Regions from separate parts of the Homo sapiens genome. Here region 1 is linked to region 2. Evidence: read pairs that join two places in POLR2A ChIA-PET (ENCODE). Cell type or tissue: PC-3. All regions are shown on one strand. Region 1 has its middle 80 kb from the start of LINC00844. Region 2 overlaps BICC1 (BicC family RNA binding protein 1).

What was found. ChIA-PET counts read pairs that join two places held together with the same protein. Peaks named below come from ENCODE experiments on the same cell type or tissue, not always from the same donor. Only the 100,000 strongest peaks of a DNase experiment are listed, where the experiment ranks them.
Region 1: POLR2A ChIA-PET joins it to region 2 with 5 read pairs; 3 of 35 experiments call an interaction of 5 or more read pairs at or near these places.

The regions. Positions count from the first base shown.
Region 1 is chr10:58,917,640-58,921,639 of GRCh38, reverse strand. No RefSeq gene overlaps it. Among named protein-coding and RNA genes, the nearest start is that of LINC00844, 80 kb to the left of the region's middle. RefSeq lists an enhancer at 967-2,166. In PC-3, no CTCF peak of the experiment used is centred here; DNase peaks (open chromatin) are centred at 869 and 1,509; H3K4me3 peaks cover 1,185 bases; H3K27ac peaks cover 2,204 bases.
Region 2 is chr10:58,818,707-58,822,706 of GRCh38, reverse strand. It overlaps BICC1 (BicC family RNA binding protein 1), which reads right to left. Exons shown (of 21, transcript NM_001080512.3): 20 at 2,239-2,338. Among named protein-coding and RNA genes, the nearest start is that of LINC00844, 180 kb to the left of the region's middle. In PC-3, a CTCF peak has its summit at 3,655 (motif pointing left); DNase peaks (open chromatin) are centred at 1,576 and 3,596; H3K4me3 peaks cover 1,128 bases; H3K27ac peaks cover 2,361 bases.

The DNA of each region.
Region 1 (4,000 bases), 99 kb before region 2:
TGCCTCGATGCACTAGGGGATTTTGAGATCCATTTAATGCATTATTTATAAGCTTCACAAATACTACAAAGAGGTTTTTTTTTCTTAGAAAGAAACCAAGACACATCCAATAAATAATTATTGTGTGCCTTTTATGGCCCAGGCACTGCTCCAGACACTAGGGATAGAGTGGTGAACAAAAACAGATTATGCCCATATGGAGTTTACACTCTGGTAGGGAGAGACTGGCAGACATGTAAGCCAATATAGCATCAGATGTAGATAAGAACTGAGAAGAAAAATAAAGCAAAATAAGGGAATCAAGAATGACGAGGGGTGCTTTTTCAGACCATTCATTTAGGGAAGCCTGCTCTTAAAAGATGAATTTGAGAAGAGAACTGAATGCAGGGAAGAAGCAAGCCCAGTGAAGACTTCAGGCGAAGGAAACAACAAGTCTACGGCCCCGAGGTGTATCCATGTTTGGTATATGTAAAGAACAACAAGGAAGCTAGTGTGGCTGGAAGAGAATGAAGAAGGGAGATTAATCAGGAATAACGCGAGAGACAGACCCTCATAGTCCATAGTGAGGAATTTGTAATTCATGTTAGATGTAATTGTAAGTGTGGCAGGTAACAGTGGATGAAGAAAAACAAGCTAGGAATCTAGTGTACTAATTCAGGAAAAATAAAGGTATTAAATGATTCTCCTAATAAGATAAAATTAACTGCTCAATCTGCACTTCAAACTTAAATCTGTCTTCCTCCCAAGCTGATGATCTTTGCTCTATGACATTTGCTTCTCCCTTACAGCTTGACATTTTCATTTCTCTGGAGCTCTTTATGAATATGAGTAATCAGTGATGTCTCTTTGCCAAATCAAAACAGGAAAAACAAGGAAAATCCCCCCAAACTGACAAAAGAAAAAGAAATTCCACTGAATTTAATAAGCTTGTGGCTGTCCTATTTTTTCAAACCCTGGGAAGGAAGAACAATTTAAACTTGCAGCACTGATACTTCACTAGTATCTTTGACTGCTGACTCTGAGCATTATCTTGTGAGACTCCCAGACTCACTGAAATCTCAAATTGCTGCTTTTCTGCCTGCTGAGTGCTGTGAGTTGAAAAGAACCGAGTCATTTGTTTCCTCCACAAGCCTGAGGTATTTCGTGAAACCACATTTATTTCAAGGATGCTTTCTTTCTCATGGGAGACTTTTAAGTCCCAAAGGTCAACAGAAAGCCTTGGCATATGATGCCTTTTTCATCTTGCTAACAGCAGGGAAAGAATAGAATGAAAGAGCCTAACAGTAAGAGAACATAAGGAATAAAAGAAGCAACAAGGTAATTTCATTTACCTTTTGCAGTTAAAGAAAGGAAACAAGAATAGCCCTAGCACAGAAATAATTACCTGGTTAGCATTCTGCAACCTTGCTGGATTTGTGATGCTGCAGGAATATTGATGAGTCTGACTAGTAACTTTGGTCAACCAATGACAGGTTCATGACTCCTCTCAAACAGCAGGCTGGCTTTTATAGACTTTCTGAGTCACTTCTCACTAATGCTAGCCCTCCTGAAGCTCCACTCAGGTATGAGTAATAGGGAGGTGGCCATTTCTCCCTCTGTTCCGTCTTCTTTCAGAGAAGCAATTATCTTCTTTTGTTGTCTAAATCAATAATAAATCTCTCCACCATTATCAGAACACTTGAAGAACACTGGTGGGTTGGTCCTGGATAATAATCCCTAACAAGGCAAATGCATGATTTGCCCATGGGTGTCAAAGATGAGAGAGACATCCAAGTGGAGCCAGACTGCCCGAGTTCAAATCCTAGCTCCTCCACTTATGAACTATGTGGGCATAGCTCAATTTCCAAAACTTCAGTTCTCTGATCTAAAAATGCAGATGAAAATAGTAGTATTTACCCTAGATTTACCTTGTAGTGCATTAATATAGAAAACAATATCTGGAATAACTTTCCCCCATGATAATGCATATTCACATACAACCTGATTAATTCCCACCCTCTACCCAGCACACATCCCAGAATTCTACTGACTCTGTATCCCAGGACTATGCGAGAGAAAGGCGTGCCACCTAATTAACAGATCCCTGGAATCATTCATGCTGACCTGGAAGTCTGGGCTAGGCTTTCAGGATTCACAATGGCTCTTCCCAGATGGCATCAATCCATAGCCAGAACAAGAATGGATTAGAATTGTCCCAGGGAATTCCTAGCTGGCTAACAATAACTTTTCAATAATGATTCACCAGAATTTTAAATTATTTGTACCCCATAATTGCATTAGATAGGGCTTTTGAAGTATAAATCAAACATTTAGAACACTGCCTGGGCAGAGGAGTGCTGCATATAAAACTATTGGGTATTTATTTGTTTGTTTATAGTTTTAGTGTCTCAAAAATCAGTAAAACTTAATTCACTTCCATTCTTTCGCCATTAACAGAAAACTGGAAAAAGCAAAAATGTTTTGCATTTACAAAGATAAATGGCCTCTTTACCCAGGGACCGAAACCTCAAACAAGTGTGAAAATGAAAATGCCCTCCCCCACATCCCCTGAGCTGAGCCTTGTCATCACAGACATAGCCTTCAGTCCACTGGCCAGGGACCCTGTATATGAGCAATTCAAGATGAGGGCCAAAAAATCAGACCCATCTGTTCCCATGATATAAAGTTGAACAGAAGCTACACCAAGGGTCTAATGTCTGTTTTCTACAGGACTCTGGTGGCTACTTATTAAAAAACAAAAAACAAAAACATCAAGATTCATGTCAGGCAAACTTTTTAATTTTTTTGTTGTTTTGTTTTTAAATCAGTAAAAGAAATTGGGCCCTAGAAGCTGCAGTGATCTAAGCAGTGGCATTTGTGTATTCGTATTTTCACTGTTGGGATTATTGCTATTAGTCCTCTGGCATGAAGGGGGACATTGCTGAGTCTAATACTCACAACTTGTACATGTTTATCTCATTGCAACAATAGAAGAAAAACAAATAACTATTTTGTAATATTAATACTGAAAAATAACTCCTTTATCTATAAAATAAGAGCAAAAGATGACTATGTAAATTGTCACAGTTGAACTAGTTGTGTGGTGTGAAGAATTGAAAAGTAATTGGAGTTTGGAAGATAACTTGTAAAAGTTTACATCTTAACTGAAATTTATATCCCATAGAAAATGCATTTTTAAAATGATATTCCTTCCATCTTTTTTTTTTTTTTGAGACGGAGTCTTGCTCTGTCGGCCAGGCTGGAGTGCAGCGGCGCGATCTCTGCTCACTGCAAGCTCTGCCTCCCGGGTTCACGCCATTCTCCTGGCTCAGCCTCCCGGGTGGCTGGGACTACAGGCGCCTGCCACCACGCCCGGCTAACTTTTTTTGTATTTTTTTAGTAAGGACGGGGTTTCACCATGTTAGCCAGGATGGTCTCGATCTCCTGACCTTGTGATCCACCCACCTCCGCCTCCCGAAGTGTTGGGATTACAGGCGTGAGCCACTGCGCAGGGTCCGTCCTTCCATCTTACCTCCTCTGGGCCAATAAGATACTAGGATATCTCCAATGGTATCAGTAGAGGAATTAACTTTTTTGTTTGTTTGCTTGCTTTGCTATGATTATTCTTACCACATTTTTGTGTCTGAGCTTTTTAGCATTAAATATTTAAGAAGTTAGCAGGAAAAGGGCTGACAAAAAAGAGTCTCAGAGAGAGAGAGAGTGCCTGACAGTCTCCCAAGTGATATTTTTGCTCCTTGAATACAGGAACCTCATTTTCCCAGTCTGTGTGTCTTCATATGAAAGTGAGGATGCTATGACTTGCCCATGGAGTTACTGTAGGCTAAATATCCTACTGTTTGGTGCTCAAAAGATATCATAGGCTTCCTTCCTCAGATCTGTAAATCAAACTTTAAAAATGATAACATCACTGGCACAGATACTTCACAGTGAATTGTAATCCCAGCAAGGTGAGGCAAGAGGTGGGATCAAAGCCTCCTAAATCCAAAGAAAAGATTGATTT
Region 2 (4,000 bases):
ATTGCTTTCAGAGAAAATAATTTACCAGGTTCAAACAAATGCACTCAACAAAGTAAGACAAAATTATTCTTAAAATAATCAAGTCCTTTATGCTGTGCAGAGCAGCCATAAAGTATTTTAGTCAGTCTCAAACTCCCTTTAAAAGCAAGAGGACCTGGTGAACCCCACTGAGAGAGGAAGTCTGCAAAAGTACTATATAACCTCAACAGAATGACAAAGAAGATGATTAGAAAAAATATTATTTTTTTAAAATAGAGAGCTTGAAACCTTTCTGATTCCCATCTTACCTCCCCCAAAAGATACTGATATATTCCAGAGGAAAGGTATTGATGATCTATCTACAACCTGTGAATGTATTTACAGCTATCTGCTTGTTGCTAAAATCTTTACAGAATTCAGAATTGGGTTGGGACACCAAAAAATGAACTTAGTTTTCACTATATCCTCACTGCTATTCCATGAATCTCTAGTGAAAGATTATGGAGCTCTGGACTACACACTTCACTGATAGAAAATTGCTGGCCTGCAGGCATATTTCAACAGTACAGGTATGGTGAATGCATAAGTTAATCACGTTTCAAACTGCAAATAAATTTCATTTGCAAATTAATAAAATAATATGAAAACTTTTAAAGTTAGCTTGAGTCTAGGGATAGCCCCCTGAGGATGAGCTTTACAGAAAACAAATTTTAAAAATTACTCTATTATCATAGATGGTAAAAAAGAACAAGTAATAAAACTATCGTTTTGTCCATTTTCACTAAGCCTGATGATATCACATGAAAGGACAGATCTTAGAAATGGAAGGTGACCTTTGTACAATCACAAATTCCAATCTACCTTCATGATTAACAAACCAAAGCCAAGAGAGGTTTGGAAACTCACTCAAGGACTCATGACTTAGCATAAGTAAAGCCCAGATCTCCTAATTGAATCCAGTGTTCTTTCCACTATACCAAGATGATCTTATGAGCAGGAATTATGCATTTTCCCTGTGGAGTTCCATTAATAGAGCCTCTTGGGTACACACAGTATATCCGAGAAGAAATTTTAGAAGAAGTTCTGGGAAAACTGATGAGTGTAGAACTCTATCCACAGAAGAACCTAACAGGCTGCCACCAGGAAGCTCAATGGCTGGATTTCCACTCCTATTTCAAAGCTGCTTTGCCTGTATCTGCTTCAGATAAAGATTTCCTATGGGAAGATGGGTGGGGCATTCAACATGCCGCTAAAATAAAATGGAAAACCACTGAGGTTTTAAATTTTATCTGCTGATCTGATTAGTGAATGTTGTCTGGAATGGACTTTCACCAGTTGGATGTAACTGCTGGCTTCACTGAGGCATAGCCTGCAAATTCAGTGTTCTGAAAAAGCATTCATTTTTCCGCAGCACATGACACTTGGCTTCTGCCCCTGGTGTGTCTGTCTTTCTGAGACTGGGACACATATAAACTTGACATTCAAGAACTTTATTGGCAAGTCTTCAAAAACTAATCCCATTCCCTCCTTAAAATTTCCGCATATTTTTCTAAACGCTTTTTTGAGGTTCATTACTATGTATTTGCCAACTCCTGACTCATCATCTGGCTCAATTCCTTTCAAATGAGTGGCACCCAATAAATACGTATAGAGCATTTTCTAAAATATATATGCAACAGATGCACAAAGAAAGTGGCCTAGGGAGACAGACATTATTTTCCTTCATTCTGTGACTATCTTCAGGATACTATGTCCTGTGACTCATAAATTCTATTAAGACAGTGGGAAGACTAAGAAGAATTAAGACAAGTAACACTGCCAGATTCAACCAGCATTCTTTTCTTCTCAGTGCAATGAACTCAGTCGGTGTGCAAGGACACAAACATTTGAAACATAACTGCCAATCAAGAATAATTATTCACTAATGTAATGATTACTGTTTAACACAACTGCAAAGAGGAGAATTAAACTTTCTCCCCAACTTCTCATGTTCTGCATAGGGCGATTTTGGTTAGATCTTTCTGAAGAGATCTATTTTCATATATGACCCTTGTTAAGGCAGGTTTTCAGGCAATGCCTTGATGAAAAAGTAAGACAGTCTCAGGATCTGTCACACTGTTGACAGGAAAACCCTCTGAAACCACAACCAAGGTGTTAGGTTAGTAAGCCAGCAGTTAATGGGTAGAAACAACCCAATGGCTGAGACCACTGGCAGAGGTTATTCAGATTTTAACATATGAGTTGAATATTTATATTCACCTGAAATTGCAAGCAGCATTTTCCTCCTGGCACCAAAAGTAGTTATTCCCAGCTCCTTCAGATCCTGATCTGTGAGAGTGAGGAATGTCTGAAGATCGATCTGTGGGTAGAAAGGTCAATCTATAACCAATGTATTAATTACTTATTTTCTTTCCCACTGTAGGATCAACTTGTTGTCACACTTATTTATTAATTATGCTCTGCCTACTTCCAGAAAAGAAAGGTGGTAGCACAAACCTAAGAAACAAGAATTAAGAAAGGTGGTGAAATGGAAATGATGATTCTAGCAGAAGACTTAGCTCTGAGCAACCCGGCAACTATAGCAAGAAAGGAAACACAAAGATTGTACCATTTTTGTGAACTGATAAAAGGAAGAGCATTATCTGTTCAGAGAAGAGAAAAATATTTCTTAGGTTGGGATTTTAAATTGGTTAAGTGTATCTTTATCTTTATAAGAAGAAACTAAATAATAAAACAGATGGCATCTTCCTTTGTGTTCAACACAGGATTGAAAGGATTGAAAGAAGAATTCCCAGACACAATCAGATCTACAGTTCACTTGGCTCAACTCAGCAAACTATCACTGAAAGGGACACAAAAGAAGTATTTGCAGGAACTATAAAACTGCACTGTCTGGCATCAGGAACAAAGCATGAAGGGAAACTGCCCAAGGATCCCCCACCTTCCTTTAAAGATAGTGTGTAAGAAGAGAAAGACAACAGATTCTGAAGCCAAAGAGACTTGGGTTCGATCCTGACTCTGCCATTACTAGCTGTGGGCACAGAGGGTTGACAATACTGTATCTTGCAGAACTGTTGTAAGCATTCACTATAACTATAGATATAAAGTACTGGGCTTACCAAATAAGACAATTGGCAGGTATGGTTAGTAATAATGCATGTTGATATATCACCTGTGAAAGTTGCTAAATGAATCTTCAACATGCTTACAATAAATTAAATCTCATGAAGTTACTTATGGGGGATTCTTGTTAAATCACATCTGAGTATTAGAAAATATCCTACACTGAAAAAAGCAGATGACCAAATTTCAACATGCCATAAACAGGTAAAACTTTTCATTAAATGATATTGAAGATAATTTAAATTGTCCTGTTTTGATTTGGAAGGTACATCCAGGTCTTAGAAAACCTTAGGCCATCATTTATCACAGTTCTAAAGATATGTTTTCAGAAATTCTATAATAGAGATTCTTCAGCTCAAGTGTTCCCCAGCTTTCTCTTAAAGGACCAGATGGTAAATATTTTAGGCTTTGTGGGCCACAATGTCAGTGTTGCAGTTACTTAACTACGCTGTTATAGCTGGAAGGAAGCCATAGACAATATGTAAACAAATGAATGTGGCTGTGTTCCAATAAAACTTTACAAAATCAGGCAGTTGGCCTACAGACCACAGTTTGCTGACCCCTGCTGTAGTTAATAAAATATTACATTAAGTCCCTCTGGCTTTATACTTTCATGTTTTTTTCCTTCTTGGAGTAATTGGAATAAGAAATACCTACAATTTCTATGCTTCTTCAAATAGGAAACATAGATGAAAACAAACCCAGAATATCATTGAATTAACATTCAATCTCTTGCTTTTTGACCTTCTGTGCCTGGACACATTAAAATACTTCTGCTTCCAGCTACCATCATCTAACCAGCAAGACAAAATAAGGAGATATATTCTTTAATGCACTGATTATGAAAGGTTTATTCAGCTTAGAAAATTCTTGGTTAAATGAACACTAACTCAGATGT